Linked DNA regions of Homo sapiens: regions 1 and 3 are each linked to region 2. A link is a loop called in an ENCODE intact Hi-C map of the cell type or tissue named here. Cell type or tissue: HCT116. All regions are shown on one strand. Links, peaks and the distances in the headings refer to the core of each region. The heading gives the core; the rest is flanking DNA.

The links. A loop is a pair of places that touch in the nucleus more often than their neighbours do. Peaks named below come from ENCODE experiments on the same cell type or tissue, not always from the same donor. Only the 100,000 strongest peaks of a DNase experiment are listed, where the experiment ranks them.
Region 1: a loop joins it to region 2, with 10 times the contacts of the local background. A loop is called at or near these places in 100 of 110 quality-filtered maps.
Region 3: it touches region 2 in a loop (15-fold over the local background); 7 of 110 quality-filtered maps call a loop at or near these places.

Annotation. Positions count from the first base shown.
Region 1 is chr12:10,231,000-10,242,056 of GRCh38, reverse strand. It overlaps a transcript of KLRD1 not described here. Among named protein-coding and RNA genes, the nearest start is that of GABARAPL1-AS1, 21 kb to the right of the region's middle. In HCT116, for the core only: a CTCF peak has its summit at 6,119 (motif pointing left); a DNase peak (open chromatin) is centred at 6,116.
Region 2 is chr12:10,557,851-10,568,907 of GRCh38, reverse strand. The region is part of intron 1 of LINC02446 (long intergenic non-protein coding RNA 2446); the gene reads right to left. It overlaps LOC105376675 (a long non-coding RNA gene), which reads left to right. Exons shown (of 2, transcript XR_931358.2): 2 at 861-1,918. Among named protein-coding and RNA genes, the nearest start is that of LINC02446, 10 kb to the right of the region's middle. In HCT116, for the core only: a CTCF peak has its summit at 6,412 (motif pointing right); a DNase peak (open chromatin) is centred at 6,417.
Region 3 is chr12:10,029,127-10,040,183 of GRCh38, reverse strand. It overlaps CLEC9A (C-type lectin domain containing 9A), which reads right to left and starts at 9,502. Exons shown (of 9, transcript NM_207345.4): 1 at 9,212-9,502. LOC102724020 (a long non-coding RNA gene) reads left to right here and starts at 9,561. Exons shown (of 4, transcript NR_169587.1): 1 at 9,561-9,641. In HCT116, for the core only: a CTCF peak has its summit at 6,227 (motif pointing left); no DNase peak of the experiment used is centred there.

The DNA.
Region 1 (11,057 bases), core at 2,055-10,054, 330 kb after region 2:
CAAAGAAATCCAGTCATCCAGTCAATTATGGGAGAAGTTTCTCCAGTTCAACAAGAGGAATCGAATGACCTATAAGAATACAGCAACTCAGATTGTGATGTCATGAAAGCCTGCTTTCCAACACCACAGGAAGAACTTTCAGATGCAAGCAGATTTCTGAGGAAATACTTACATACTGACGGGTTAAGAGAACATCATGTTTGCAAAGTACTTTAGTAAACAGTACAAAAATATCCATTCTATATGTGAATGTGTGCATATACATGTATGCATATATATATACATACACATATATAAACAAATATGCACATATACACACATACTATCCAATATCAGCCTTAACCTTCTCCTGATCTTAACTGAAATTTTAGACAAATTTCTTCCTAACTATAGTTCTCTGGCCTCCCTTTTCTTATAGTATTTACTTTAGAAAACTTGCAATTATAAATTATTTCTCAGCCGCTTTGAGGTGTAAATCTTTTCCAACCTATTGCCAGTTTTACAACTCAGTAATGTCATTTTCAAGGACCTAGAAGCCTTCTCTTTGAAATGTAACCAAGAAAGATTACGTAAAGCAAATGTAGCACATTAACATTTAAGAAGTCTGAGTCAAGACTAGCTATTTACACATTCTTTGTCTCTTTCTCACAACTTTTTCTGTAAGTCTGAAATTATTTTTATTTTATGAAAGTAAAAAATCGCTCCCCTCCTGAGTTTATTCATTAATTAGAAAGCTGATAAAGAAAAGAATCAAGTACTTCTCCTGCAAACTCTTATACAAACCGTAACAAAGAGTAACCTAATAATTGATGAGGTGAAGTCGCTATTTATGAAAGTACTTCAGCCAATAAATGAATAGGGAATGATTGAATTAAACTTTCAACGTTTTGTGTCATGAATTAAGGGACCTAGTTAATGACCATCAGTTGCTGCTGACATTACATAAAAGAGACACTAGATAGTAAATGCCTCTGAATGTAACTACACAACTCTTATTATGAAATAGTAGGGCTTTTTGCCCCTCATAAAATTATTCCAACTTGAATCTTACCAAGTATCTACCTTGCTACCAATACACAGGATATATATAGAAAAAAGAAGAAGATGTTGAACTACATACGGAGGTGCAATCAGCAAATCAAGACTGTGGAAAACCCTAAAAGACAAATGACTCAATTCATGCAAGCAACAAAAACAATAGCAAAAACAAAGGTAAAAGATATAACTAGTCACCATAGTGAATCCCTGTATAATTTACTTAAAAACAGAAAATGTACTGACTTAAATGTACTTAAAAATCAGGGAAATGTACTGACCGATAAAATCACATGATGTCTGATATTTCACCTTGATTGGAGAGTGAGTCGATGCTTGTTGAAGCTGGGTGATGGGCACGTGGTAGTTTACTCACTCATGGGAGATACACACTCACCTTGATTGGGGAGTGAGTTGAAGCTGGGTGATGGGCACATGGTAGTTCATTAAGTTATTATGTCTATATTACTTAATGTTTACATTTTTTCATAACAAAAATTCAAATAATATAAAAACTCTTGTCTCTACATTAGTCACTGGGAGCAGAGAACGTAAGTGAAGATCTATTCTACTAATTTCATCATGGTCAGAATAAGATCATGGCATGAAGCTGAACAATGAAAGCAAAGAAAAAAAAAAGGCATGTAGAAAATAGAAATGAGGGCTGGGCATGGTGACTCAGCCTGTAATCCCAGCACTTTGGGAGGCAGAAGCGGGCAGATCGCTTGAGCTCAGGAGCTCAAGACCAGCCTGGGCAACATGGCAAAACCCTGTGTCTACAAAAAATACAAAAATTAGCCCAGCATGATGGTGCGCACCTGTGGTCCCAGCGACTTGGGGGGCTGAGGTAAGAAGGTAGCTTGAGCCTGGGAGGTTGAGGCTGCATTGAGCTGAGATCACGCCACTGCACTCCAGCCTGGGTGACAAAGTAAGAACCTGTCTCCAAAAAAAAAAAGAAAGAAAGTAGAAATGATTATCCCGGAACACCTTGACAATCCCACCTGTGGTAATTTTCTTCTAGAGCAGATTACTATGGTGAAACCAAGCAGTAAAATTTAGCATTGGGCAAAATGTTTTAAGAAAGAGAAAAAGTGGCTCACGTCTGTAATCCCAACACTTTGGAAGGCTGAGGCGGGCGGATCACTTCAGGTCAGGAGTTCAAGTCCAGCCTGGCCAACATGGTGAAACCCCATCTCTAGTAAAAATACAAAAATTAGCTGGGCATGATGGCGGGCACCTGTAATCCCAGCTACTTAGGAGGCTGAGGCAGGAGAATCGCCTGAACCCGGGAAGTGGAGGTTACAGTGAACTGAGATCATGCCACTGCACTCCAGCCTGGGCAACAGAGTGAGACTCTGTCTCAAAAATGAACGAACAAACAAAAGACAGAGAGAAAGAGAAAAGAAGAAAGAAAGAGAGAGAAAGAAAGAAAGAAAAAGAAAGAAAGAAAGAAAGAAAGAAAGAAAGAAAGAAAGAAAGAAAGAAAGAAAGAAAGAAAGAAAGGGGAGGGAAGGAGGGAAGGAAGGAAGGAAGGAAGAAGGAAGGAAGGAAGGAAGGAAGGAAGGAAGGAAGGAAGGAAGGAAGGAAAGGAAGGAAGGATGGAAAGAAGGAAGGAAGGAAATGCTGCTGCCAAATTGGTATCATCCCCAGAGAGCAAGTCACACCTTTAGTCATGCCTTTTGCCTGGACAGAAGAAGCAATTCTCTATCTTTGTGGTACCTGGGCTTATTAGAACCCGTGCTCCTAGAGATTAATTATACAAGTTTGTTTGCTATATAATAGATTCTCTTACTTTGGAGATTTAATCTGTCCTTGATTCTTTTCCCCATCCTTGGCCACCAGCCCATTAGAAGCCTCATCTCATGATACTGTAAAAATATTTTCTCATCTTTTTTGTTAAATTAAGCTAAAACAGTTAAGTGACCACGTACAACAAAAGATAAAGGAAAAGTCTTTGGTGAAAGTTATCCCCTCATTCTGGCTTTTTAGAATTCTTGAGCTTTTCGAACATCTTAATAACAATAAGGTAAGAACCTAAGACTCCCTTCAAAGGTTTTGAAGTCTGAACGAACTGGAAAAATCCAGGGCCAAGATGTCATAAATATGATCTTCGACCTACCCATTGTTATCCTTGGTTAGGTCAGATTCACACAACTCTAAGTGAAATAATCATTATAATCATGTTCTGGATAAAAAATCTCATAAATTTAGACCCAAATGGGCTGGCTTTGTCTTATCTCACCAACTAAATTTCAACACATCATTTTGTTTGTTGAACTAAAATATGCTAGGCTGTTTTGGACAGGATGTTTCTGGTTCTGTGATATGTTCTCCACACATCATAACTCATTAGGTCAGTGAATGTACTTTTTAAAAATATGACTCTGATTGTCTCTTAATAGTCATATTTATTAAATTTCATTTTCATTGAGATTCAAATTAAATTATCTGCTAAGAATAAGTTCTAAGAATGTGGATTCTTTCTACCTGTTTCTCAATTTGTATATAGAAAAACTTTAAAGGGGAAGTTCCTTCTAGAAAGGTATGGTTATTTAACAAATATTATGTGTGTGTCTGCTAGCCTAGTGCCTGACACATATTTGTAAAGTAGTGAAATTATTCAGTGAATGAAAAAGGGCCAGATGCAATGGCTCACACTTATAGTCTCAGCACTTTGGGAGGCCGAGGCAGGCAGATCACCTGAGGTCAGGAGTTCAAGACCAGCCTGACCAACATAGAGAAACCCCATCTCTACTAAAAATACGAAATTAGCTGGGTGTGGTGGCTCATGCCTGTAATCTTAGCTACTCAGGAAGCTGAGGCAGGAGAATCACTTGAACCCAGGAGGCAGAGGTTGCGGTGAGCTGAGATCACACCATTGCACTCCAGCCTAGGCAACAAAGAGCAAAACTCCATCTCAAAAAAAAAAAAAAAAAAAATAGAAAAAAGAAAAACAGACATGTTCTCTGGCCTCATGGAAACCATATTCTAATGAAAGAAATTATAAAATTTAAGTTAAAAAGCAAATTCAAAATAATACAAGTTCCAATATGTGTTGTAAATGAAACAAAAAAGTGTTTGAGATTGACAGCAACAGCAGAGGGGCCCTAGAAACTTTAACTGGATGATCAGAGATTGTAATATTCATGCAGGATTTTTCTTGGCCCTTTTGCCGGACTCCTAGCACGAGTGCCCCATCTCCTCGGCCCACCATGCTCCGCCCCTTGAGAGAGGTAACACATAAGCAAGTGAGTATGGGATCTGGCCAGCCACTCCAAGCACCAATACAGGAGCAAGCTCCATGCAAAGCCCATGTCCAGACCAGTCATGTTGCCTTGAGGGGAACATGGCAGCCTGGTGCCCATGATCCCAAAGCCCCAGAGGGGGTGTGAGTGTGCTACTTAGCTCTTTTAGTTCCACCATCCACAGTCGATAAACGGCTGTGTGTTAGCAGCTCAGTTGGCCACTGACCCTGTAGCTGCCAGTGGGGTGGTTGCCCTCCACTTGCAAGGGCAAAGGGCCAGTGTGACAGCCTCCACCTGCACTTAGTGGGTCCCAAGCTTTTGTCCAGCGTCCAAGAAGAATGAGGTCACACTTGACAACTGAAGAATGGTAAGAGTGGAGAATTTTATTGAGCGATGAAAACAGTTCTCTAGTGGAGAGGGGAGCTGGAGAGGGTATCAGAAAAGCAGATCATGTTTCCCTGAAGTCAAGCTGTCTCCTCCCCAAAGTCAGGCTGTCTCCCCTCCACTGACAGGGGCCTTTATAGGAACAGGATGGGGGCAGGGTGGGCCATAGGTAGTATTGGAAAAAGCAACATTCAATTGGTTAAAAGGCATTATTCAGAAAGAACCAATAAGAAGAGAGCCAACAAACAGGAATGGAAGTCCTCACTCTGGTCTGTGGGTTTCAGGCTGTTTTTGACCTGAAGGTAAGGTTTCCCCAGGGACCCATCCCTGTCTGTCTAGGATTTCTCTGCCTCCTGCCTCTATTAATATTTAAGTTACGACAAAGTATGAGAAGGAGCTGGCTATACAGAGCTAAGAGAGGAGCAGTTCAGTGGAAGATACCAGGTATGTGCACAGCCCTGACTGAGACAGAAAGAATTTAATGCCATTCAAGAAACTAATAAAAGGCCAGTGTGGTTTGTGATTAGTTAGTGACAGGGCAATTGACATGTGACACTGGAGGATGAGGAGATAAACAGAGGACTGCTTGCATGCACAACCTGTAGTAAATTGGAACATTATAAACAGTATTACTTAGTTGTATATTCTATGGCAACAAAGTTCTATTATCATTCTACTTGCCTGTTTTCCCCCTAAGACAATACCAATCTAACTTCTAATCTTTTTTTATCCTCAGAAGAAACTTAATCTCCCAAATAAACAAGGAATGTTTGAGAAAAGATGCTCCAGAAATGCTGACTTCCTTTTCCTTTTCCTGCCTCACCCTCCTCTATCCACTTTTTCTTTAGACAGTGCCTTGCTCTGTCACCCAAGCTGGAGTGCAGTGGTGCAATCTCAGCTCACTACAACCTCCACCCGCCGGGTTCAAGCGATTCCCCTGCATCAACCTCCAGAGAAGCTGAGACTGCAAGCATGCTCCACCACAGCCAGCTGATTTTTGTATTTTTAGTACAGACAGGGTTTCACCATGTTGCCCTGTCTGGTTTCAAACTCCTGGCCTCAAGTAATCTGCCCACTTTGGATCCCAAAGTTCTGGGATTGCAGGTGTGAGCCACCACACCCAGCCCACTGTTACCTTTTGGAACAGAAGAAATATATCTATTTGTCTAAAACAGAAATGTTATTATTTCATCTAGATGCTGAAAGAGACACCAGAGTCAACAAAAATGTGCAATGCATCTTCCTCCTTTGGGGGAAGATTTAAAAAGAAAAATTGACAATGAACAAGCTTACTTCTTATTTTTTCTCTATTGTTAAAATTCTGTGGTTTTGTTTACAAAAAGGTGACACTATTATTAATAACAGATTGATTAAAAAGGAAAATAATTGCAGCCAGTGAGGATTAAGGCTGCAGTGTTATTAAGTGGATCTGGCCTGCCACCTGGTGGCCAGAAGTACAATGACCACACTCGTTTTGGAAATGAAGCCTCCCTGAACTGTAAAGGAGTAGGAGGGAAGAATTAGAGGTGGGAGCTGCCTTGCAAACTAGCTTAGCAATGTCTTTCAGTCAGATCAAAATAGAAGACAGATGACAGAAGACAGGTGGCTTATTTTCTTAAAGATGTACAAAGAAGCCTTATGCTATAACCTCCACTCGTAAGTAGCATGATATAGTTTGGCTTTGTGTCCCCACCTAAATCTCATCTTGAATTATAATCCCATAATCCCCACATGTAATGCGAGGGACCCATGGGGGCGGTTTCCCCCATGCTGTTCTCCTGACAGTAAGTGAGTTCTCATGAGATCTGATAGGTTTATAGCAATCCGGCATTTCCTCTCCTGGCACTCATTTTCTCTCCTGCCGGCCTGTGAAGAATGCACCTTCTGCCATGACTATAAGCTTCCTTAGGCCTCCCCAGCCATGTGGAACTATGATTCAATTAAACCTCTTTTCTTTTTAAATTAACCAGTCTCGAATATTTCTTCATAGCAGTGTGAAAATAGACTAATACAGTAAATTGGTATTGAGGAAGTGAGGCACTGCTATAAGGATACCTGGAAATGTAGAAGGGAAGCGATTTTGCAACTGGGTAGCAGGCAGAGGTTGGAACAGTTTGGAGGGTTCAGAAGAAGACAAGAAGATATGGCAAAGTTTGGAACTTCTGAGAGACTTGTTGAATGGTTTTGACCAAAATGCTGATGGTGATATGGACAATGAAGTCCAGGCTGAGGTGGCCTCAGATGGAGACGAGGAACTTGTTGGGAACTGGAGCAAAGGTGACTCTTGCTATGCTTTAGTAAAGAGATTGGTGGTGTTTTGTCCCTTCTGTAGAGATCTGTGGAACTTTGAACTTGAGAGACATGATTTAGGGTATCTAGCAGAAGAAATTTCTAAGCAGCAAACTGTTCAAAAGGAAGTAGACTATAAAAGTTTGGAAAATTTGCAGCCTGAACATGCAATAAAAAAGAAAAACTCATTTTCTGGAGAGAAATTCAAGCCAGCTGCAGAAATTTGCATAAGTAACAAGGAGACAAATGTTAATCACCAAGACAATGGGGAAAATGTCTTCAGGGCATGTCAGATACCTTCACAGCAGCCACTCCCATCACAGGCCTGGAGGCCTAGGAGGGAAAAATGGTTTCATGAGCTGGGTCTAGGGCCCCCCCTGCTCTGTGCACCCTTGGGAATTGTGCCCTGAATCCCAGTTGCTTAAACTCCAGCTGTGGCTAAAAGGGGCCAAGGTAAAGTTCAGGCCATTGCTTCTGAGGCTGCAAGCCCCAAGCCTTGTTGGCTTCTATGTGGTCTTGAGCCTGTGGGTGCACAGAAGTCAAGAATTGAGGTTTGGGAACCTCCACCTAAATTTCAGAGGATGTATGGAAATGCCTGAATGTCCAGGCAGAAGTTTGCTGCAGGGGTGGAGCCCTCATGAATAACCTCTGCTAGGGCAGTGTGGAAGGGAAATGTGGGTTGAAGCCCCCACACAGAGTCTCCACTGGAGCACTGCCTAGTCGAGCTCTGAGAAGAGGGCCACCATTCTCCAAACCCCAGAATGGTGATCCATTGACAGTTTGCAACATGTGCTTGGGAAAGCTGCAGCCACTAAGCACAGCCAGGAGTGGGGCTGTACCCTGCAAAGCCACAGGGGCAGAGATTCCCAAGGCCATGGGAGCCCACCTCATGCATCAGGCTGAACTGGATGTGAGACATGGAGTCAAAGGAAAACATTTTGTAACTTTAAGATTTAATGACTGCCCTACTGGATTTTGGACTTGCATGGGGCCTGTAGCACATTCATTTTGGCCAATTTATCCCATTTGGAATGGGCGTATTTACCCAATGCCTGTACCCTCATTGTATCTACGAAGTAACTAAGTTGCTTTTGATTTTACAGGCTCATAGGCAGAAGAGACTTGCCTTGTCTCAGATGAGACTTTGGACTTGGACTTTTGGGTTAATGCTGGAATGAGTTAAGATTTTGGGGGACTGTTGGGAGGGCATGATTGTATTTTGAAATGTGAGAACATGAGATTTGGGAGTGGACAGGAGGGGAATGATATGGTTTGGCTTTCTGTCCCCATCCAAATCTCATCTTGAATTGTAATCCAGTAATCCCCATATGTCATGGGAGGGACCCAGTGGGAGGTAATTGAATCATGGGGGTGGTTTCTCCCATGCTGTTCTTGTGATAGTGAGTGAGTTCTCATGAGATCCGATGGTTTTATAAGTGTCTGGCATTTTCCCTGCTGGCACTCATTCTGTTTCCTGCTGCTCTGTGAAGAATACACCTTCTGTTATGATTGTAAGTTTCCTGCGGCCTCCCCAGCCATGCAGAACTATGAGCCAATCAAACCCCTTTTCTTTATAAATTACCCAGTCTTGGGTATTTCTTCATAGCAGCATGAGAATAGACTAATATATAATGAAATCTGGCTGGGTGCAGTGGCTTATGCCTGTAATCCCAGCACTTTGGGAGGCCAAAGTGGGCAGATCACCTGAGGTCAGGATTTCAAGACCAGCCTGGTCAACATGGAGAAACCTTGCCTGTATTAAAAATACAAAAATTAGTCAGTCATGGTGGCAGGCACCTGTAATCCCAGCTACTCGGGAGACTGAGGCAGGAAAATCTCTTGAACCTGGGAGGTGGAGGTTGCAGCGAACCGACATTGTGCCACTGCACTCCAGCCTGGGTGACAGAGTGAGACTCCATCTTAAAACAACAACAAAAAAAAGAAATCTAATCTATCAATTAAGATTATCTTAATTTCTGCAGCACTGCAAAACAAACATTGATGGAGAAGGAAATATGGATCTGGCAAGAATTATATTCTTCTTTTTTTTTTTTTTTTTTTTTGAGACGGAGTCTCACTCTGTCACCCAGGCAGGAGTGCAGTGGTGTAATCTCAGCTCACTGCAACCTCCGCCTCCTAGGTTCAAGCAATTCTCTGCCTCAGCCTCCCGAGTAGCTGGGATTACAGGCACCCACCACCACGCCTGGCTAATTTTTGTATTTTTAGTAGAGATGGGGTTTCACCATCTTGGCCAGGCTGGTCTTGAACTCCTGACCTCATGATCCACCCACTTCGGCCTCCCAAAGTGCTGGGATTACAGGCGTGAGCCACCGCGCCCAGACTACTTATTTTATTTAAAAGTAAAATAAGGCAAATTCAGAAGAGGAGTTCTGTATTAGTGAAGATTCTCCAGAGAAATAGAACCAATGTTATATATAGCCATGTGTCACTTAAGGATGGGGAAATGTTCGGAGAAATGTGTTATTGGGGGCTTCATCATTGTGTGAACATCATAGAGTGTATTTACACAAACCTAGACGATATAACTACTACACACCTAGGCTATACGGTATAGCCTATTGCTCCTAGGCTACACACCCATTCAGCACATTACTGGAGTGAACAGCACAGGCTATTGGAACACAATGGTAAGTATTTGTGTATATAAACATATCTAAACATAGAAGAGGTACAGTAAAAACATGGTGTTATAATCTTATGGGATAACCATCATGTATACAGGCTGTCATTGACTGAAATATCTATATGTAGCACATGACTAGATATAAATGCATATAAAGACTATATGTATATAAATATCTACATATAAATAAAGAGAGAGATTTATTATTCTTATAGAAATTGGCTCATGGAGGCTTATGGAGTCTGAGAAACCTCACCATCTGTCTGCAAGCAGGAGAACCAGGAAAGTCAGTGGTATAATTCAATCCAAGTTTAAAGGTCTGAGACCAGGAGCTGTGGATGTCCCAGCTCATGGACAGAAAGAGGGACTCTCTACCCTCTAACTTTTGTTCGATGGAGGCCCTCAATGGATTGAGTGACACCTGCCTACATTGGTGGGAGAGGATCTTCTTTACTAGGTCTACTGATTCAAACGCTAACCGCTTCCGGAAACACCCTTACAGAAACAGCCACGGATAATGTTTCGCTACCTATCTGGGCATCCCTATAGCTCAGTCAAGTTGACACATAAACTTAACCATCACAAGCGGCTATTTCCAGAACTGTTCCCAATGTGTTGTTAAACAAAGAGCACCCAGTTGAGTCGACCACAACCCTGGCTATACATATCACTTAAGAGGCTTGTAAAAAGTAAAGATGCCATGAATTTTACATTATGTGAATTTTACCTCAATAAAAAGGAGCCTATAGCATAGGGAGGGGGCGGTGGGGGGAAAAATTAAAAAAACTAAAAGTATGGATGCCAAACCCTCCGGTGTCCTCCCCAAGAGTGATGCAGAAGTGGGGCTCTGCCATCAGACGTTTTTGGGAGCTCACCACTGATGGTCATGTGCAGTCAGGGTTGGAAAGCACTGCAGAGATTGATTTTGTTCAGTAGGATGGATAGGGATTTTAATTGAATGTAGCAATAAAGACCCAGGGTTTTTGTTTTTGTTTTTGAAGAACAAACAAACAAAACTCCCAACATTAGAGCAGTCATAAGCCGATTGTAAAAAACCAATATTATCCAACTTCAAAAAATAACAATTAAAAGAGGTCAGACGCGGTGGCTCACGCCTGTAATCCCAGCACTTTAGGAGGCCGAGGTGGGTGGAGTTTGAGGCTGGTAGTTCGAGACCAGCCTGGCCAACATGGTGAAATCCCATCTCTACTAAAAATACAAAAATTAGCCAGGTATGGTGGCAGGCGCCTGTAATCCTGGCTACTGGGGAGGCTGAGGCAGGAAAATCGCTTGACCCCAGGAGGCGGAGGTTGCAGTGAGCTGACATTGTGCCACTGCACTCCAGCCTGGGTGACAGAGTGAGACTTCATCTAAAAAAAAAAAAAAAAAAAAAACGAAAAAACCAGCCTGGCCAATATGGCAAAACCATCTCTTCTAATAATACAAAAATTAGCCAGGTA
Region 2 (11,057 bases), core at 2,102-10,101:
TTTCAGGACATGCCTGGCATATAAAAGTCTGATTTATAATTATCCTTGCTCTTGTAGTTATAGCAGTTGTAAAAAAAAAATCAAAGAAAATAAAAACACATGCTATAATTTGTTGTGAGTGACCTTAGGAAGGTGGGTTTAGGACAAATGTGAGTCCTATCAATCCACTCTAGTGATTTATTAAATGTTAAAATTCTGAACATTAACCTTTTATTCTCAATGTAGAAAGTCATTATTTGTATGTGTAAATGTGTGTGTGTTTGCATGCACACAGACACACCCATTAAGCAACTTGAGGCAGAGACTGCAGCACGTGCATAGCATGTTTTGATGCCGGGCGCGGTGGCTCACGCCTGTAATCCCAACACTTTGGGAGGCCGAGGCGGGCGGATCACGAGGTCAGGAGCTCGAGACCACGGTGAAACCCCGTCTCTACTAAAAAAAGGACAAAAAATTAGCCAGGCGCAGTGGCGGGCGCCTGTAGTCCCAGCTACTGTACTCAGAAGGCTGAGGCAGGAGAATGGCGTGAACCTGGGAGGCGGAGCTTGCAGTGAGCCTTGATCGTGCCACTGCAGTCCAGCCTGGGCGACAGAGCGAGACTCCGTTTAAAAAAAAAAAAAAAGATTTTCTTACATTCATCTTTTTTGCTGGCTTTTATTGGGCACTGTTCCACATTATGCTGTTGCCATCCTCAATAATTTTATGCTTCTGTAATTTTGTTTTGATCTAGATAATTAATATTTGTTTTGTTTCAAACACTGTTGCAATAATACTTTTGATTTATATGTTAATTTCTTTCATCTGATTTATCATGCCAATATGTTCTTGCTGCAATATAATCATGAATCGTTTACTTGCAGGACACCCGTGTTCCAAGTGCTGTGCGAGCTGCCAGTGATACTAAGAAGACACTGTGTTTTGTTGTGGTTTACTGCAATGCTTTCTTGCACTAGATTTAAAAATCCTCAAGAATGACACTTATTTCCAAATACCTATGTTGGTGCATTTGAAATCTAAAAGAAAGCCAATGTAGGAGGAGACTGGGAGTAGGGAGAGTCACAGAAGATGAAGAAGTAGAGGCCAGAGAATGAGTTAATTTTTGATGCTTATCTTACATTCGAAGGGAAGTCATTTTCAATGGAGGAGAGAAAGGGTAAAGATTGCATTTTAGGAGAATAGGCTGCCTGCAGTGTGGAGGATTTATTAGCTGAAGATGAGTGGATACAATCTAAAATTTCCTTGTTGTGAAAAGTCTTTGCAGTTTATGAGTCTCATAGTATAGGAAAAGTAAGGAGTGTTTAAATAAATTTAAATCAAACACAAATAAATCTGTGACTGTAAAATCGTTCCATCACCTGTGACTCTCACTTCAAATTTTTACAAAAAGGACAAATAGCAGTGACAGTACTTTTGCCCACTCCTACCTTATAAACCCTAGTGCCACTACTGTTGGACACTACTGTTTCAGCAAATAAGGAAACATATAAGACAAAGAACACAGGAGTCAGGAGGAAGCAGCTTATTTTGATCAAGTTGTGACAAGTTGAGCATTAATAATAATAAATTAATTGAAATACACTAATATTTTATAAGGCAATGAGTTTCTAATGATACTTAAAAGACAAAAGTTCTCTAGATTACAACTATTGGTAGTTATTAATATTGTTTTGTTTCAAACACTGTTGCAATTACACTTTTAATTTATATGCTAATTTCTTTCATCTGATTTATCACGCCAATATGTTTGTGTCGCAATATAATCATGAATTGTTTACTTGTAGGTCACCCGTCCAAGGGCTGTGCTAGCTGCCAGTGATACTAAGATGCTGTGTTTTACTATTGGTAGCTGTAATCTAAGAGGAGGAATATAATAGATTAGATTTAAAAAATGTATTTCAATAAACTGATAAAAATTTTAGTAAGTTGTATTTTAATATATCTAAATCATTCTATTTCCTCTTTTTAAATATATGTGTGTTTATACAGCAGTATTTTTTAAAACTGTATAAGTAAAGGATAAAAATATTGGGAATTGTGAGTCAAACAGTTTAGAAAAAGCAGAACTAGACACAGGATGCTCATGTACAGTAAGAAAGGAGAGAGAAAGGGGAGTTGAATATTGTGTTATAAAATGATGACTTAGCCAAATGTCTTAAAAAGGGAGCTTACTTTATTGAGAGTTTTTAGCATGAAGAGGTGTTGAATTTTATCAAAGGCCTTTTCTGCATCTAGGTATTGATGGAACGTATCTCAAAATAATAAGAGCTATTTATGACAAACCCACAGCCAATATCATACTGAATGGGCAAAAGCTGGAAGCATTCCCTTTGAAAACTGGCACAAGACAAGGATGCCCTCTCTCACCACTCCTATTCAACATAATATTGGAAGTTCTGGCCAGAGCAATCAGGCAAGAGAAAGAAAGAAAGGGTATTCAAATAGGAAGACAGGAAGTCAAATTGTCTCTCTTTGCAGATGACATGATTGTATATTTAGAAAACCCCATCATCTCAGCCCAAAATCTCCTTAAGCTGATAAGCAACTTCAGCAAAGTCTCAGGATACAAAATCAATGTGCAAAAATCACAAGCATTCCTATACACCAATAATAGGCAAACAGCCAAATCCTGAGTGAACTCCCATTCACAGTTGCTACAAAGAAAATTAAATACCTAGGAATACAACTTACAAGGGATTTGAAGGACCTCTTCAAGGAGAACTACAAACCACTGCTCAAGGAAATAAGAGAGGACACAAACAAATGGAAAAACATTCCATGCTCATGGATAGGAAGAATCAATATCGTGAAAATGGCCATACTGCCCAAAGTAATTTATAGATTCAATGCTATCCCCATCAGTCTACCACTGATTTTCTTTACAGAATTAGAAAAAAAAAAAAAAAACACTTTGAATTTCATATGGAACCGAAAAAGAGCCTATATAGCCAATACAATCCTAAGCAAAAAGAAAAAAGCTACAGGCATCACGCTACCTCACTTCAAACTATACTACAAGGCTGCAGTAACCAAAACAGCACAGTACTGGTACCAAAACAGATATATAGACCAATGAAACAGAACAGAGGCCTCATAAGCAGTGCTACACATCTGCAACCATCTGATCTTTGACAAACCTGACAAAAACAAGCAATGGAGAAAGGATTCCCTATTTAACAAATGCTGTTGGGAAAACTGTCCAGCCAAATGCAGAAGACTGAAACTGGACACCTTCCTTATACCTTATAGAAAAGTTAACTCAAGATCGATTAAAGACTTAAGCATAAGACCTAAAACCATAAAAACCCTAGAAGAAAACTTAGGCAATACCATTCAGGACATAGGCATGGGCAAGGACTTCATGACTAAAACACCAAAAACTGGCAATAAAAGCCAAAATTGACAAATGGGATCTAACCAAACAAAAGAGCTTCTGCACAGAAAAAAAAAACAAAAAACTATTATCAGAGTGAACAGGCAACCTACAAAATGGGAGAAAATTTTTGCAATCTATCCATCTGACAAAGGGCTATATCCAGAATCTACGAGGAACTTAAATTTACAAGAAAAAAAAAACAACCCCATCAAAAAGTGGGTGAAGGATATGAACAGATACTCCCCCAAAGAACACATTTATGCTGCCAACAGACATAGGAGAAAAAGCTCATCATCACTGGTCATTAGAAAAATGCAAATCAAAACCACAATGAGATACCATCTCATGCCACTTAGAATGGCAATCATTAAACAGTCAGGAAATAACAGATGCTGGAGAGACTGTGGAGAAATAGAAACGCTTTTACACTGTTGGTGGGAGTGTAAATTAGTTCAACCATTGTGGAAGACAGTGTGGCGATTCCTCAAGGATCTAGAACCAGAAATACCATTGGACTTAGCAATCCCATTACTGGGTATATACCCAAAGGATTATAAATCATTCTACTATAAAGACACATGTACATGTATGTTTATGGCAGCACTGTTCACAATAGCAAAAACTTGGAACCAACCCAAATGTCCATCAATAATAGACTGGATAAAGAAAATGTGGCACATATACACCATAAAATACTAAGCAGCCATAAAAAAGGATGAGTTCCCGTCCTTTGCAGGGACATGGATGAAGCTGGAAACCATCATTCTCAGCAAAGCAACACAGGAACAGAAAGTCAACCACCACATGTTCTCACTCATAAGTGGGAGTTGAACAATGAGAATACATGGACACAGGGAGGCAAACATCACACACCAGGGCCTGTCAGAGGGTGGGGGGCTAGGGGAGGGATAGCATTAGGAGAAATACCTAATGTAGATGACGGGTCGATGGGTGCAGCAAACCACCATGGCACGTGTATACCTATGTAACAAACCTGCACGTTCTGCACATGTATCCCAGAACTTAAAGTATAATTCAAAAATAATAATAATAATGAAAAGGAAGCTTACTACAAAACTTTCATTTCTCTTTTCCTAGGATATAGAATTTCTAAGTGGCCCTTAAATAATACAATAAAGCATACATAATTTGTAATAATCCTAACATAAAATATCAGTATATAATAGAGATAGGATAATACATAATGAAATGTTGGTTGAGACTTGAAACGTATCATTTATGATGGAGATATTAGGTTATAAAAATCCAAAAACATGTGAAAGATGAGAATTTGAAATGTCTTATTTTTATAACAAAAGAAGTTTAACTCTAAAATAGGAGATGACTTCATGGCCTGCAGCTGGAGTTAATTATCGTGGCAAAAACAAACGGGTCCCAAACTGACTAAAAATCAGTTGCTTGACCAGCCATTTACTGAAATATTTTGCTTATTGGTCTAGGGAGATCACTACAAGCCCAGAAAGATGTAAAAGGATGCATTAATACAACTAATGGAAGTTATCAAGTGGAATTATAGCCTTAGAGAAGAATAAAAATTATAGGAATAACAAAAGAAATGAAGTTTAAAAACTATTGTTATATTTTAGGATAGGTTTAAGAGTAAGCAATAGGTTTTGTAATAATTTTCTTTGGGTATATTTGCTACTTAAGGTGTTTGAGGTGCTCAAAAGACTTAGCTTAACTAAATCTGTAATTGTAGTTTAAATTTGTATAGGACTTAAGTAATTTTGTATAGGACTTGAGTAATTATGTTGAAATCACTATTCAAATGTTTGAATAGCTTTCTTTCTTTTTTTTATTTTTTTAAGACAGGGTTTCTTGCTCTGTCACCCAGGCTGGAGTGCAATGGGCGATCTTGGTTCACTGCAGCCTCCACCTCCCGACTTCAAGTGATTCTCCTGCCTCAGTCTCCTGAGTAGCTGGGATTACAGGCATGGGCCACCATGCCTGGCTAATTTCTGTATTTTTAGTAGAGATGGGGTTTCACCATGTTGGCTAGGCTGATCTTTGAACTCCTGTCCTCAAGTGATCCGTCCACCTCAGCCTCCCAAAATGCTGGGATTACAGGCATGAGCCACCAGGCCAGGCTCAAATTCTTTTTATTAGTTAATTAGTTAACTATTTGTGTGTAACAAATTACTAAATTATCCCACAACTTATGCTTTTTTTGGGTCAGGAATCCAGCCATGGGTGACTCTGACTTAGAGTTTCTCACAAGGATGCCTTTGGGGTGTGGGTGAGGGCTACAGTCATCTGAAGGCTCAGTTGGGGCAGACTCATATGCAGCCTCATGCACATGCTGTTGGCTGGTGTGAGGTCCTCACTCACTGTTAACAGGAGAAATGTCAATGCCTTGCCTCATAGACCTCTCCATAGAGCTACTCACTTCATGGCAGTTTGTTATTCTGTTTTCTGCTGGGGACGTGTATGTGGGAGAGGGGAGTGGGAGAGAAAGAGGGAGAGAAAGAGAAACAGAGATGCCAACTTGAGCACACACTCTGGGAAGAAGATTATACAATGGCATGAATACCAAGAAGTGGAATGATGACTGGAGTTATTTTAGAGAAAGTCAACCACAATTACATATCATACATTTGATAAAAATGATTCAAATGACAAATATTAGTAAATATTAGTCACCACTTGTGAAAGCCTTTGGTAAAATTTATAGTGGTAAATTTGCATTATGTATCCCCATTAAACTACACATTCCTGGAAATCATGCATGGAGACTTCATCTTTTTCATCAGCAGGGAATAGTACTACCATGTGGTAGGTACTCCAAAAACTCAGGTTGAAGAGATGAATGAATGAGCATTGTTTGAGTTTGTAATCTTCATTTTACATGGCTCCTGATAATTTTTAGAAATCCAAACAGCAAGAATGCTTTCTGACAACGTATAAGACTTGTGCTATTTGCCATCACCTTATAAATTTAATTTTGCTCATTACAGTTTTCAAAAGGTTTTTCACTTCTGATTCTGTAATTTTGTACTAGGCCACCAGATGGCATCACCACATAAACCAAGCTCTAAAATCAAGGCTTATTTGAAAATTAGTCTTGCTGGTCAGAATGAAGTAATAACTATATTCTCATAAACTGCTGTAGCAAATGTTAGTAGATAACTACTGCACACAAATTTAGCAAAATATATTGATAACCTTAAAAAATGGTAGTACTTTTTGAGCCAATGAGTCTACTAGAAATCTATCTTCAGAAAATAATGTGGACAAAATGGTACACACTCAAGATTTTACCTTAGCATTATTGGAATTGTCAAATACCAGGTAAAATCTTGGGTCCAACAATAATGAAAGGGTTAGTATATATGATACAATCATACAATTAAAAAACATACACACTTTCAAATGACTTATGAAGTATTCAATGACATGAGAAATGCTTCTGGCATAATGCTAATTTATGAATTGGGTTGTAAACTAATGTGTGATTCCCAGTATGTTGCATAGAAATTATAGAAAGGAAACATATTAATGTAATTTTATAAGGAAGTGTTTTTCTCTCTTCATATTTCTCCTTGTTACTCCAATTTTTAACAATGACTCCTTGGAACATCATATGTTAATAAGAAAAAATCAAGTTAACAATAACATAACATTAGTTTTTTAGGGCTGGGCATGGTGGCTCACTCCTGTAATCCCAGCCCTTTGGGAGGCTGAGGCAGGTGGATCACCTGATATCAGGAGTTTGAGACTAGCCTGGCCAACATGATGAAACCCCATCTCTACCAAAAAATACTAAAGTTAGCTGTGTGTGGTGGCTCACACCTGTAGTCCCAGCTTACTCAGGAGGCTGAGGCAGCAGAATCCCTTCAATTTGGGAGGCTGAGATTGCAGTGAGCTAAGAAGGCACCATTGCACTCCAGCCTGGGCCACAGAGCAAGACTCTGTGTCAAATAAATTAAAAGCTTTTTAGTACTTATAATTTAAAATTGTTTGTCTTCTACTATGTTAAACCATAAAAATATGCATTCATTCAGCCAGGCATGGTGGTTCATGCCTATAATCTCAGCACTTTGAGAGGCCAATGTGGGAAGATTGTTTGAGGCTAGGAGTTTGAGTCCAGCCTGGGCAACAAAGCAAGACCCTGTCTCTACAAAAAGGGAAAAATTTTAAAAATTAGCTGGGCATGGTGGCACATGCCCATAGTTCTTGCTACTCAGGGAGCCGAGATGGGAGGATTGCCTGAGCCCGAGAGACAATTCAAAGTAGAGGCTGCAGTGATCTATGATCAGGCCACTACACTGCGCCCTGGGCAACAGAGTGAAACCCTGTCCCAAACAAAAAACAAAAATCAAAGAAAAAGCATTCATTCAGCAATTATTTATTAGTGGTTTTTATAAATTGCACTGTATGTTGATGGTTCAAAAGTGAGTAACACAATTTCTGCCTTCCCTGAATGTATGATCAACTTGGATTGAAAGCTATATAAACAGATATTTTGTAAAATAACAAGTACAATGCTAAAGACTAATGATGGTACAATAAACTTTCTTCATCCCATTTAATAGTTGCAACTCTTCCAATTTGAATTATTCTACAATATTTGGTTTATGTGACATACTGAACTTTGTACATATTTTTCATTGTATAATGATTTCCAACAGCAAATATGGCACATGAGTAAAAAATATTTGCATTGGTTACGGGTATTTCTCTGTTGGAAAAGATATTCTCTACCTGTGAGAAAAGGATTATTGGTGCTGTTATTAAGGTAGATTATGGTAGGAAATACTGTTAATAAAATATCTTGGTGGTTTGATTTTTCCAACATTTGAACTGTGAGGCTGAGATGATTTTTAATAATATGGGTTTCCACAAGATTCCCCCTCTTCTCTAGAACTCAGCATTTTAACACAGCAGAATTCATATGTGAAGAGGGAGAACATGTATAGGCAACTCTTTTTGGAGAGGAGGAGTTATCTTTGGAAAGCAGCCTTTTAAAGATGGTTTTCCTCAACACCATCTGTACTAAAATACAAAAATTAGCCACGCGTGGTGGCGTATGCCTTTAGGCCCAGCTACGCGGGAGGCTGAGGCAGGAGAATCACTTGAACCAGGGAGGTGGAGATTGCAGTGAGCCGAGATGGCACCACTGACTCCAGCCTGGGCGACAGAGTGAGACTTCATCTCAAAAAAAAAGAAAAAAAAAAAAAACCAACATTTGTGTGTCATATCCCTTGAATGTAAAAAACAAAGTGATTTGTATGGAAAAGGCTTTTTAAAAAAAAATTTGACAAACATTTTCTATAATTAATTACAGAAAAGTAGGGTGAGAATGATCACATAATTTATCCTCTCCTTCCTACCTATGTAAGTATAAGCGAGGATTAAAGTAGACTACATAAAATATAGATGTACATTTGTCAATTGAATGTCCTTTCGTGAGTCATCTAATGCCCCTAATTTTTCATCTCTAAAACACGGATATCATTTTGGAGAATTAGATGATATATGTCAAACAGCAACAATAACAACAACAAAAAAATCCTAACCCCCCAAAAACTGTATTTGACACATGTCTTTTCTATATATTGGTTTGATTCAGCTAGTAAACTATGGAATGTGAGTGACAGCACAAAGAATTAGCCAATGCTTATTTTTGAAGAGAGTCAATAATAATAAAAGGAATTATTAATTTTCTCACTTTCAATAAATCCAACAAAATACTTTTCAAAAACATGGAATCTAAGGTAAAGTATGACTATTAGAAATCGTAAAAAAAAAAATGAAGGAAAACTCCCAAAAAGACAAAAAAAAAAAAAAAAAAAAAAAAAAAACTACCAATCTGGGTCCAAACATTCTATTTTCAATCATCAGACTCTTTAGTACAATATCACATTATCATGTGAATGTTTCTTACGGTAAACCTATGGGGAGAATCCATACTCAAGCAGCCAAATTTAAAGCAAGCCAAGGATTTAAAGGTACATCTTAAATCCCTGTTATTTTAAGAATTAGCTTTTTGCCTTGTTCCTAGACCTTGGATGAAAGCGGGAGAAGAGAGGAGGTCTTGTCAGGGTCCCCCTGGGCCTCCTGGTACACAGTGAGCCCCTGTGCTTGAGGCTTCCTGTGTGGTTTTAGCTCACAGAGCCCAGCTAGCTCCAGCTGCAGCTCTTCCTCTGGTGGGCTACATGTTGTTAACCTCTCAGGAAGTATCTGGGTCTATTTTATGCTGTATTTTCATAGTGTCTTTGATAATGGATTTTCAGTTCTTATGAGGTTGGAGGATTGAGTTGGCATAGTGATCTAGAACTCACTTATGTGTCATTTAGTTATATATTTTATATACTATTTATTATTTACTATAATTATTTCCATTATTATTTACTATTAGATATTATTTATATATTATTTACTGTTGGTTTGAACATGCTTTGACAAGATGATATGACATTGACTGAGTTTTAACCAATGGATGACCAGTGAAAGTTGGCCGAAAAGGTGAGGTACTAGGAAGAACCTAGATGGGCATGAAAAATGCCAGTGTAAATCCACCAGGTGGAGGAGTAATTGGAATGAATCACTGAGAATGTGTTTAGAGCTATGTGTCTAGGCTATAAATTGACCCCATATAGGCATTGCGCCTGCTCTTGGTGTTATTACCATCGGGCAACAGGCAATGCTCTGTTAGGCTTGACCTGGAGATTATCATTTTCAGGTATCAAAAATTGGGAAGAGGAAAGAAACATAATGCATAATTCGGTCTAGTTTTTATTCTATAAATATATAAGGAAATCCTGCTATTTGTGACAACATGGATAAACTTAGAGGACACTATTCTAAGTGAAATAAGCCAGACGCCAAAACACAAATATTGCGTGATCTCACTTGTATGTGGAATCTAAAAAAGTTGAAGACACAGTAACAAAGGGTAGAGTGGTAGTTACCAGGGGTTGGGGGCTGGGGGAGAAGTTAGTCAAACTTTTAGTTAGAAGATGAGTAAGTTCTGGAGACCTAACGTACAGCATGGTGACTATAGTTAATAATAAGGTACTGTATACTTGACATTTGCTAAGAGCAGGTCTTAAGGGTTTTTAACCCCACACACACAAAATGGTGGCTAGGTGAGGTCATGGTTATGTTAACTTCATTGTGGTAATTGTTTCACAATGTATATGTATATCAAAACATCATGTACATTTTAAATATATACAATTTTTGTGAATCATGTCTCAAGCTGGAAAAAACCAGTGAGATGCTATATAAATGATTAAACATATTCCCATTTTGCATTTAGGTTAAGAAAGAATTTTATATTCAGGTATATCCTTACTTTTGAACTACAGCCAACCTCTGATCATTTAACTTTTTAGTTTCCCATTTTTATTTATCCCACCCAGGGTATTAATGGTAGGGATTCTTCACAGCTGTGACTCATTTGCTTCCAGCGCCAGCACCAGGGAATTTCAAACTTTATTTGGCATAAGAATCACCTGGAGAGCTTGTTAAGCTGCTGATTATTGGGTCCCATTTCAGAGTTTCTGATTCAGTGATTCTGGCGGAGAGCCCAAGAATTTGCATTTTTAACAGTTCCCAGGTGATGTTTCAGTTGCTGGTCCTGGAACCACACCTGGGGAACTTTTGCTCTAGTTTATTTTCAGTTATTTCTCACTGAAAGTACTAATGATGTAGACCAATA
Region 3 (11,057 bases), core at 1,788-9,787, 530 kb after region 2:
ACTATTCATTTATTTTAAAATGCATACTAATTTCTTGTTATGGTTAAAGTACTTGTGATAAGATTGGGCAAGGTGACTCATGCCTATAATCCCAGAACTTTGAGAGGCCGAGGCTGGCACATCACTTGAGGCCAGGAGTTCGAGACCAGCCTGGCCAACGTGGCGAAACTTTGTCTCTACTAAAAATACACAACTTAGCCAGCTGTGGTGGTGCACACCTGTAATGCCAGCTACTCGGGAGGCTAAGGCATGAGAATCTCTCAGACCTGGGAGGTAGAGTTTGCAGTGAGCCAAAATAGCACCTCTGCAACTCCAGCCTGGGTGAAAGAGCGGAACTTTGTTTCAAATAAATAAATAAATAAATAAATAAAGTACTTGTGATAATTAGGTAAATAACGAAGAAATAAAAGATGATAAATGAAAGATTCTAAAATATCTCATGAAAAATCAACAAATATACAAACAAGCAACAGCTACGCAGACTACAATGTGCCACTGGAGGACTGTGAGATTTCCTGGAGGAAAAAAGCACAATATTTTAGTAAACAAAGTGGGATGACGCAAATTTTAGGTAGAGAGAATAGAATGAGAAAGATTTCAGACAGGGGAACATAGGATTTACATATGAAATTGAAAAACTCCATTTTGGCTGATTCTTAGGATATGCAAGATAGGAAGAGGGACAAAATAGTTTTTAAAAATAGTTTGGATCCACACTGAGGAGTTCTTAAAAGCCAGTAGTAAATTCTTAAAAATACTTTTAATTAATAAAAAACTTAGCTATTTTGATCACAAGGAAAAGGTCAGTGTTCTCCTTTATTGAGAGTATCTTGGCAGCTATGTATAGGACAATTGGATAGTGACAAACAGACAAATAGTGACCATTGAGAAGCTTAGTGGGATATGCCATGACCCTTCGGTATTGCCTTCCTCCAATCAAATCTTTGGCAGAGTCAACACTTACACCAAATCCCCAGAGCCACCAGCCCGACAACCATCCCCATGCACAGGATCAGCAGAATCAAAGCCATCACACACCACCAGGAGGAGGAAGCAGGGCCAATTGTAGGCATATAATAAAGACATCAAGGAGCAGGCAGTATGGGTTAGCTATGGGGAAGGCTCACCCCTGCCCCTGCCCCTGCCTTCTCAGGGTCCTCCAAGTAATAGAAAGAGCTTTGCTGGCAGATCTCACCTGTGTTCTCCTGATGATCATCAACAATAGGCATGGCCCACCCCCATACCACACATCCATCCTCATCCCCAATGGACTTTACCTCTCCAAGCTGAAATATTACTCTCTGTTAAGGCCTGATGTGTTTGCATTTTTTGTTTTGTTTTGTTTTATGCCCACCCATCCTATAACTACTTTAATAAACAGCAACTGGAGAATCACACACACACATTTAACTTTATGAAATGAGCTTTTAAGTTATTTTAGCTTGCATTGAAAGTAGTTATAAGAACAGCCATACAAAGCTAGCTGATGTGTTTATTGTAGGAATATTGGGGAGGATGCTGTCTATTTTGCCATTAGAGTAGCTCTTATATAGCTTTATGGAAGTATTTTGTTGTTGTTGTTAAACCCCCATGAGCAGTAAAGCTTCCCTTTTTCCAATTAAGTAGTAGTCTTTTACTTTATAAATGACCTGATTTCTTTTTTTTCTCTAATTAGCAGAATGTTAGACTTCTCAATATAGTAACTATGTGGGTTATAGTGGCAGATATTTTGTTTACTAACACGCCTTTTGGCATAGCTTGTACATATTTTTTTTCTCCCTGCTATCTCCTTCACTCTGAATTCTTTGTCAATTCACTTAAAATGGTCTTCCATTCTAAAATTTCTTTCTCTACACTCTTCAAATTATTTTGAGAATGAGGTGAAGAATAAACAAACAAACAAAAAAGACAGTACCTGATTTTGGAAACAAAAACTTAGTATGATTCAAATATTTTTACCAAAAACCAATTCTTAATAATAAAAGCTCATTTCCAAGAAATGCTGAATTATTTAAAAGTACTACAAATTAAAAAAAATTAAAATCCCAAACCCATTTTTGTCACTGAGTTTTTTATCTCAGTTAAAATATTCAGTGGTTCCCAGTCGTAAGCTGGGTAAATCCAGTCACTTACCATTCACCTACCACAGCTTCTGTTCTTGAAACTTTTGTTTTAGCCAAAAGGGACTCTTAACCCTTCCTTCACTAATTCTTAGGCTATGTGAACTTTTTTTTTTAACATTTAAGACATCTTCCCCACTCAACTACACACCAGCCCACGTTCTTGTCCCTCTTCCTTGCTTCACTCTTTTCCATAACGCTGATCACTATCCAACACACATAGAGTTACCTTTGATAATAAAATTTTTGTCCTTTAACCCCAGAAGAAAATGTCCCATGGCTCTAAAATAGTGACTGACATGCAGTTAAAGCAGGTTCTTGAGTAACATCCTTTTATGTAAGATTGTTTTGTTATAACGATGTTGAGAAAAAAAATTGCTTCCCAGCTGGGGCCACTGTGTGGAGTTTGCACGGTCTCCCCGTGTTTGCATGGGTTTTTCCTGGGTCCTCCAGTTTCCTCCCATGTCCCAAAATGTGAACGTTAGGTGAATTGGCGTGTCTACATGGTCCCAGTGTGAGTGAGTGCGGGTGCGTGTGAGTGTGCCCTGCGATGGGATGGTGGCCTCTTCATAGTCGGTGGCCTCTTCATAGTCAGTGCCCTCCTTGGCCCTGAGCTGCCTGAATGGTCTCTGGCCACCTGAGACACGGAGCTGAAATAAGTATGTGGGAAAATGAATGAATGAATGAATACAAATTATTGTAAAATAAGAATTTGTAAAATAGCCAATAATTATACAAATGCAGGTAAATAAGCAATGTAGTTCGAAAGCGCTCAGTGAGCCCGCCCTATTCCTGATTGTGTATTGTTGAACGGCATGGTTTAGAAGGTGCTTCTGTCAATTTTTACTTTGCAAACATCTATTCCTTGATTTTACCTACTACTATGACCACCAACACCCACTGATTTACTAAAAATTGGGTATATAATTATCTTGTTTTCATTCATCTTTTCTGAATGTACGTAATAGGTATAGTTCACATTTGTTTTAATGTTTACTCTTAGAAGTGTTCTGAGTCTTTATTTACAAGGTAGGTGATGTTTTTGTGACCAGAAATATGCTGGTTGGTTTGGTTCTACCTTGTTTCTACGCAGCTTCTAAGAATCTATTGATGATGTTAAGTGAGAATTTCCTGTGTTACCCAATACGTATTTGTTGAATGAATGAATGCATATATGTATGACGGGCATTATCATCCTGATTTTGATCATGGGAAGAGAAGTTTAAGAAATTTGGGGGACTTTTTAAATCATGGTATTTCTTGTAAAAAGTAGTACCTAGTAGCATCTACCCAGTTTGTAAATTCTTTCTACTACACTTTGATGTCTTTCATAGACTCTATTATCTATGTGTATAGCTGAAGAATGAGTAAAAGATACTAAGATAACAATGACAAGGAGTACATGCAGTAAGAATTGAAATTAGTGGAATGTATAACATTGTAGATAAGACTGATTAATATACAGGGATGGCCTGTGGATGTGTAGAAGAGAAGGGCAATAAGATGTTGACTACTGTGGGTGTTATGACTGCAGACAGAAACAAAAGAAGTATTTTGTAATTGGTCATAGCTTTTCACAGACTTCTTACCACCTTTAAGCTAAAGCCTCAGGTGCTTCTATTAGTGATATTCAGTCCTCTCTCTCAGCCCTCTTCATTACAATTGTTGGTTTGCCTTTGACTTACCAGGCTTTCACACAAATACTAAATGCTATTTAATTTGTAAAGGGGTAAGATTTCCTGTCATAGAAAAGTATAGTTAATATTTTCTCCTTCATTTACAGAAAGCTTAAACATGTGGATTTCAAAGTGGAATGAGCTTTATTAAAAGTTAATACACCAAACAACTAATAACTATCAGACCAAAATTATGGCAGAACATTTGTGACAAACAGTAGTGAAAATGAAGGGAAAAATGTGTCAGACTGCAGTCCTATCACAAAGTTTATCAGGCATTTGCATACCAAACATGGAAGTAAAAATTAAATAAGAATGAATGATAATCAGTTGGATTAATTAAGATTTGCATTGGTATTTGAAGGAAAGGTAAATATTGCCTAAGAAGAAAAAGAAGAAGGCAATGTTTATCAGGCAGGGCAAACATCTTAATAAAAACTGGGAGTTTGAATAAGTATACTTCTTGTAAAAAGCAGTACCAGGCACCGGGCATGGTGGCTAACTCCTGTAATCCCAATACTTTTGGAGGCTAAGGTGGGAGGATTGCTTGAGCCCGGGAGCTTGAGATCACCTTGTGCAACATGGTGAAACCCATGGTTTAAAAAATTAGCTGGGTGTGGTGGCGCACGCCTGTAGTTCCATTGCGTGGGAGGCTGAGGTGGCAGGATCACCTGAGCCCAAGAGGCAGAGGTTGCAATGAGCTGAGATCGTGGATCTTGCCACTGCAGTCCAGCCTGGGTGACAGAGCCAGACCCTGTCTCAAAAACAAAACAATAACAACAACAAAAATGTACTATCATCTAATCTACTCAGTGCGATTATGGGAAATAGTGCGATTGATTGAGGGAAAGTGGTCTGATCAAGTATATTTGAATTGAGGATTCATAGTATGTTAAGTATATTTGCCATTGCACTTTCCTTTAAAATTACTACAAAATTTCATGGCAAGGGCAATTAATTAATCATTTATTTGAACATATGTGATACAGAAGTGGGGCAGAGAAGTGCTGGATAGAGAAAGGCGGATCCCTGGCGAGGGCTCCACCCCCGGGCCTTTGCCCACCGACCTGGATGAGGACAGGCACTCCTGCCTTCATGCCCAGATGTTGCATTTCCCAAGACCATCCTGGCCCGCATGTCCCCATCCTGTGCCTATAAAACCCCCAAGACCCTAGCAGGCAGACACATAAGTGGCTGGACATTGAGAGTAGTCATCAATGGAACAAGACATAAGTGGCTGGACGTCAAGAGCATATCGGCAGGCCACCAACTGGTGAAACAAGGCAGAGTTTGGCCGGGACAATCAGAGGAGAGCCTGGGCCACTGAGTGGCCAGACTCCAGGGGAAAACCATCACCCTTTTGGCTCCACCATCCGCTGAGAGCTACTTCCTTTCACTAAAACCTTGCACTCATTCTCCAAGCCCACGTGTGATCTGATTCTTCCAGTACACCAAGGTAAGAACCCTGGGATGCAGAAAGCCTCTGTCCTTGCTATAAGGTAGGGGTCTAATTGAGCTGACTAACACAAGCCACCTATGGACGGCTAAACTAAAAGAGCACCCTGTAACACACGCCCACTGGGGCTTCAGATACAAACATTTACTCCTAGACACTACCGTGGGGCCGGAGCCCCACAGCCTGCCCCTCCCCTAGAGGTCTGAGTAGCGGGGCACTGAAGAAGCGAGCCATACCTCCATTGCACACTCTGCTAGGGGGACAAGAGAACTTTTCCCATTTCATATGTTTATTGATCACTGTGGAAGTCCCAGGCATGTTTCTATTTTCTGGGGACTAATCGTTAATGAATCATACAAGCAATGAGCTTGTATTATAGTAAAGGGTGGGGAGCACAGATAGTAAAGAAACATAGAAAGCAAAGACCAATATAATTTTACATCGAAAGCAAAGATCAACATAATTTTACATCATGAAAAGTGCTACAAATGAAGAAAAGTGATATAATTGAGTTCTTCCAGACAGGCTGGAGGCAGACCCTGGTTGGGCTCATGAGAATTGGTTTGTTTAAGCTTCACTGTCAGTGCTTGGGCAATGTCCCAGCTTTCTTCCTTTTTTTAAGATAATCCAGAATAATCCAAACTTACTTCCACTATGACAGCTGCCATTTATTGCTCTTTCTATATGCTTTTATCAGTTACATTTGTGGTAGGCATTAAACTTATGACAAATTTACTGCTAAGAAAAATAAAGCACAGAGGCTCAGTAACTTGCCAAAAGCCACAGGGCAAGTAAGTGTTGATCCAGGATTTGAATCAATCAGCCTGTCTTCACAGTGCTTCATTTTAATTCAGACATTTTATTATCCTGGTCAGGCATACTCACCTAATTGGGTGACTATATTAATACATTTAAAAATAAATTCCATCCTATATCCATCCTCTGTCTCCTCCTTGTGGCCATTTATTTTTCTTCTGCTTTTAGTTTATTTTTGTTTCCCTTATGCCTTTGATAACTCTGGCTTTCATCTTCATTTTTCCCTATTTCTTTTTTTGTAAATAATTCTGAATTAATTGTCATTCTGGCCATTCTCTGGGTACTATCCAATTTAGGCCCCACTTTAAAAGTGTCCTCTGAAACAGGCATAAGATGTGAGAATGGAAAGACTGTTAAAGAACAGAGTGAGAATGAATCCTCCTATCATGTTAACTCAGCATTTCTTTTAAGGTATTCTCAATCAACAATACTTCCATAATTAATAACTGTGCTTCCATATTTTCCAAGGTGAACAATATTTTCTGACATGTTTAATTCATGTGAGAGCAGCAAGAAAAGTCAAAGGTGATTCCAAGTTTTTGGCAGAGGAACCGTAGGTATGGAATATTCATTTATCGAGATGGAGAAACTCATTGGGAAGAGTCACTCATTTTTTGATGTGTTAAGTTAAAAAATCCTAAAATATATCAAAGTCAATATGCCAAGAATCCAGTCAGATATGTGGTTCTGGAGATCAAGCAATGGTATGGAAATATAATTTTGGACATTATCAATGTATGGCTATTAAGTCATGAGGTTACAAGAGATTAATTCCCATTCTGGCCATTCTATGGGTACTATCCAATTTAGTTCATCCCAGGATAAATTAAAAAAAAAACAAGAGGACCAAGAACTGAATTCTGGGACACAACAACATTTTAAATTAATTTAAGGAGGAATCCAAATCTGAGGGAGGATTGGGTTGTGAATGAAGCAAAAGGAAATTGAAGAGAACGGTGTCCTAGGGAACACTGTATTTTAGAGAAGAATGTATGTTATGAAAAGGGAATAATCTTTTTTTTTTTTGAATGCTTATCTGGTGCGTGAGATGAATTCTGAGAACTAGCCATTAGATGTGTTCATGTGGAGGTTAATGGTGACTTTGACTGGAGTGTTTTCATAGAAATAGTGAAGGAAAAAGCCTAATTAACATAAAGGAAAAGTAGGATGAAACAGTAAGCACAGAGAGATTTTTGAACATTTTTGTTGTCAAGAAAATTAGAGAAATGTTAAGAAGAAATATAAGAAAATTAGAATCGTGTGTATGGGGGCATGGTAAACAAAAGATGGCTTTTGCTTGTTTTTAACATAGGAGATATTATACCATGTTGGGAGGTGAAGGTGAGTGAACAAGTGGAGATGAAAAGAAATTGATAGTGCCAGAGCGAACCAAAGAAAGAAAATTACAAGCTTGAAATCCCTATTGGCCGGGCGCGGTGGCTCACACCTGTAATCCCAGCTCGTTGGGAGGCCGAAGCGGGCGGATCACGAGGTTAGGAGATCGAGACCATCCTGGCTAACACGGTGAAACCCCATCTCTACTAAAAATAAAAAAAAATTAGCCAGGCTTGGTGGCGGGTGCCTTTAGTCCCAGCTACTCGAGAGGCTGAGGCGGAAGAATGGCGTGAACCCGGGAGGCGGAGATTGCAGTGAGCCGAGATTGCGCCACTGCAGTCCAGCCTGGGTGACAAAGCGAGACTCCGTCTCAAAAAAAAAAAAAAAAAAAGAAATCCCTAAGGAGGTAGGTGGATGGATTTTAATATACAGATGGAGATTGAGCATAGATTATGTTACGGGATCTTTGGGATGTTGATTTTCTGTTCAGAAACCTGTGTGGCTGTGGCGTCTTTGCCCGAGTTCTTGTCCTGCGTCTATGGTTGCTAGATTGTATGTTAATATTATACTTAGCTCTGTAAGAAACTGCCACACTGCCTTCCAAAGTGGCTATGCCTTTTTACCTCTCACCAGCGGTGAATGAATGCTCCTGTTGCTCCACATCCTTGCCAGCATTGGATGTTGTGAGTATTTTGGATTTTAGTCATTCAAATAGTATACAGTGGTTTCTCATTGTTGTTTTAATTTGCAATTCCCTCCTAAGGTATGACATTGAGCATCTGCAACACTGAACTTAGCTCTCCAAACAAGGCTCAGCCTTGTCTGCATTCCTTTCCCTACCCTCACTTCCCCTTCTACTTGGAATGTTATTTGTAGCATTTGTTTGTCTCCTGTAACCCTGCCAATCCTTCCCAATCCTCAGAGCCTTCACTGACAGCATCGGGCGGCTCACTCGTTCCTGCTGCCATAGTAATTTGTGCGTAACTTTTCTTGAGATTTATCACATCCTGTTATTATATGCTGTTTCTTCTACCGACATTGGTTGCTACTCCCATTTCTCAACCTCCTGGCTTCAAGCAATCCTCCCACCTTGGCCTTCCAAAATGCTGGGATTACAGGTGTAACTAACTGCACCTGGTCTTGCTACTCCCGTTTCTAAATAAAATTTCAATCTGAGTAAAAACTAAAGCCAATTTCTTCCCAAAATGGTGGGGGGCACTGGACACAATATCGAAGACCATTAGCACAATCAGTAGCACCAGACAATGAGTCAGCAGAGTCACTAAAGCCTCAGGCCACGAGTTAGAAGACACTTCACAGATTAAAGGAAATCAACAGAGGAGTAAGAAATAACCAGGGATGGCCTCCTGGAGATTTCGTGTTTGACTCCCTTTCCCTCTCTATCTCTAAAGAGAAAGTGCAGAGGGCATTTTAGACTGAGGGATCAGTAGGAGCAAGAGTAAGGAAGCTACCTGATTTACAGAGGCTGTCTACTGCCTGCAGTATCAGGCCATTGAAATACACTTAACGTCTTTCCACCAGCGGCTCCAGCCTTCCCCTCCACTTGCATCTTCCCTCATCCATCTCTGCAGATGATACATACTCCCACATATCATTCATTATTTCTTAAATATATCAGCTCACACCTTCATATTATTTTACATTTCTTCAGAATCTTTCCTAACCTAGAATGCCCTTTCCCCTTTCTCCTTTAATCATGCCTTTCTTATAAAGTAGGTTCAGATGACCTTCTCTGTCAGCATCATCTGTAATGACATACCTTCCACCCTACTGCCAGTGGTTCTTACCTCTTCTGCAGAGAGTATCATCAGTTTGAATCATTTAGATCTTGGCTAACATGGGAATCTTTACCATTGTGTGGATCAAATACCCAGATCTTGATAAGAAAAATAAAAATGCTATTGTCACATAAATGGCTGGGTTTAATCATCTGTGGGCCTTAGAGTATGTTTTCTTCAGGACAAGGTAGGCCGTTGTGCTTCACAAGAGCTTGCGAGTTATTTGAGAAGAATCAAAACATGTTGCCAGTCTAGCAGAAAAGCATTTCAACTTCACCACAGATTGCCACAGCCGGGTACAAACGGAAGTCCCGCCCCCTTCCAGGTTGTTGGGGTGGGAGCTGCCGGATGAGCTGCTGCGGCCCTCGGGGCGCAGGACCACACCATCTGCGCAGCCTGCACCCTCGCGGCCCGGTAAACTTGACAGTTTCTTATAGAGGTAAGTATAGTATTAACAGACAATCTAGGAACCATAGAAAGTGGAAAACCTGTACACACTGCTGAGACCAGCTCGGTCTGGGAGACCCTAACCCAGAGGCGCTAGAGGAATTAAAGACACACACAGAAATATAGAGGTGTGAAGTGGGAAATGAGGGGTCTCACAGCCTTCACAGCCGAGAGCCCCGAACAGAGATTTACCCACGTATTTATTAGCAGCAAGCCAGTCATTAGCATGGTTTCTGTAGATATTAGGTTAACTGAAAGTATCCCTTATGGGAAACAAAGGGATGGGCCGAATTAAAGAAATAGGTTGGGCTAGTTAACTGCAGCGGGAACATGCCCTTAAGGCATAAATTGCTCATGCTATTGTTTGTGGCTTAAGAATGTCTTTAAGTGGTTTTCCACCCTGGGCGGGCCAGCTGCTCCTTGCCCTCATTCCCGTAAACCCACCACCTTCCAGCATGGGTGTTAGGGCCATCATGAACATGTCACAGTGCTGCAGAGATTTTGTTTATGGCCAGTTTTGGGGCCAGTTTATGGCCGGATTTTGGGGGGCTTGCTCCCAACACACACAAAAACTGGCACACACATTTTCACAGGAGCTTTATTCATAATTGCCAGACATTAGAAGTAATTATGATGTCTTTCAAAAGATGAGTGGATAAACAAACTGTGGTACATTCATGCAATGGAGTATCATTCGACAACAAAATGAAATGTTGTCAAACTATGAAAAACATGGAGGAATCTTAAATGCATATTACTACGTGAAAGAAGCCGGTTTGAAAAGCTATCATATTATCCTAGCTATATGACATTCGAGAAAAACCAAGACAAAGAAAACAAAGAGATCAGTTGTGACCAATGATTCAGGGGAAGAGGAAGATTGATAGGAAGGGGGAAGATTGCTGAGTAGGTAGGGCACAGGGGATTTTTGTCTGCAAAAATGTACACCCATGTACATAAGCAGGGCTCTGAATTTTTTAAACTTTTCAAATTTTGTGGCAGGGCCTATTGAATGGGTTGAGGGAGACCTTCCTGATTGATACCTACTAATGTATATACAAATTTGAGACAGATATTTTGAGGGAGAGTGGAATTCAGGTACAACATACCTATTACCCCAGAAAGGTGTCAAGTGGAAGTAAAAAAAAAAAAAAAGAGGTGTGTGAGGTAAAAAATTAAATTAAATTCTAAATGAGGACATGGAGGTTCTTGTGGAAAGTTTTTTCTTGTATATATATATATATATATATATATATATATATATATATATATATACACACACACACACACACACACTATGTTTTCTTTATCCACTTGTTCATCAATGAAATGAACATTTAGCTTGTTTTCATATTTTGGCTATTGTGAACATGGGAGGAAATGAGATATTTGTAAGACTAACTCAAAC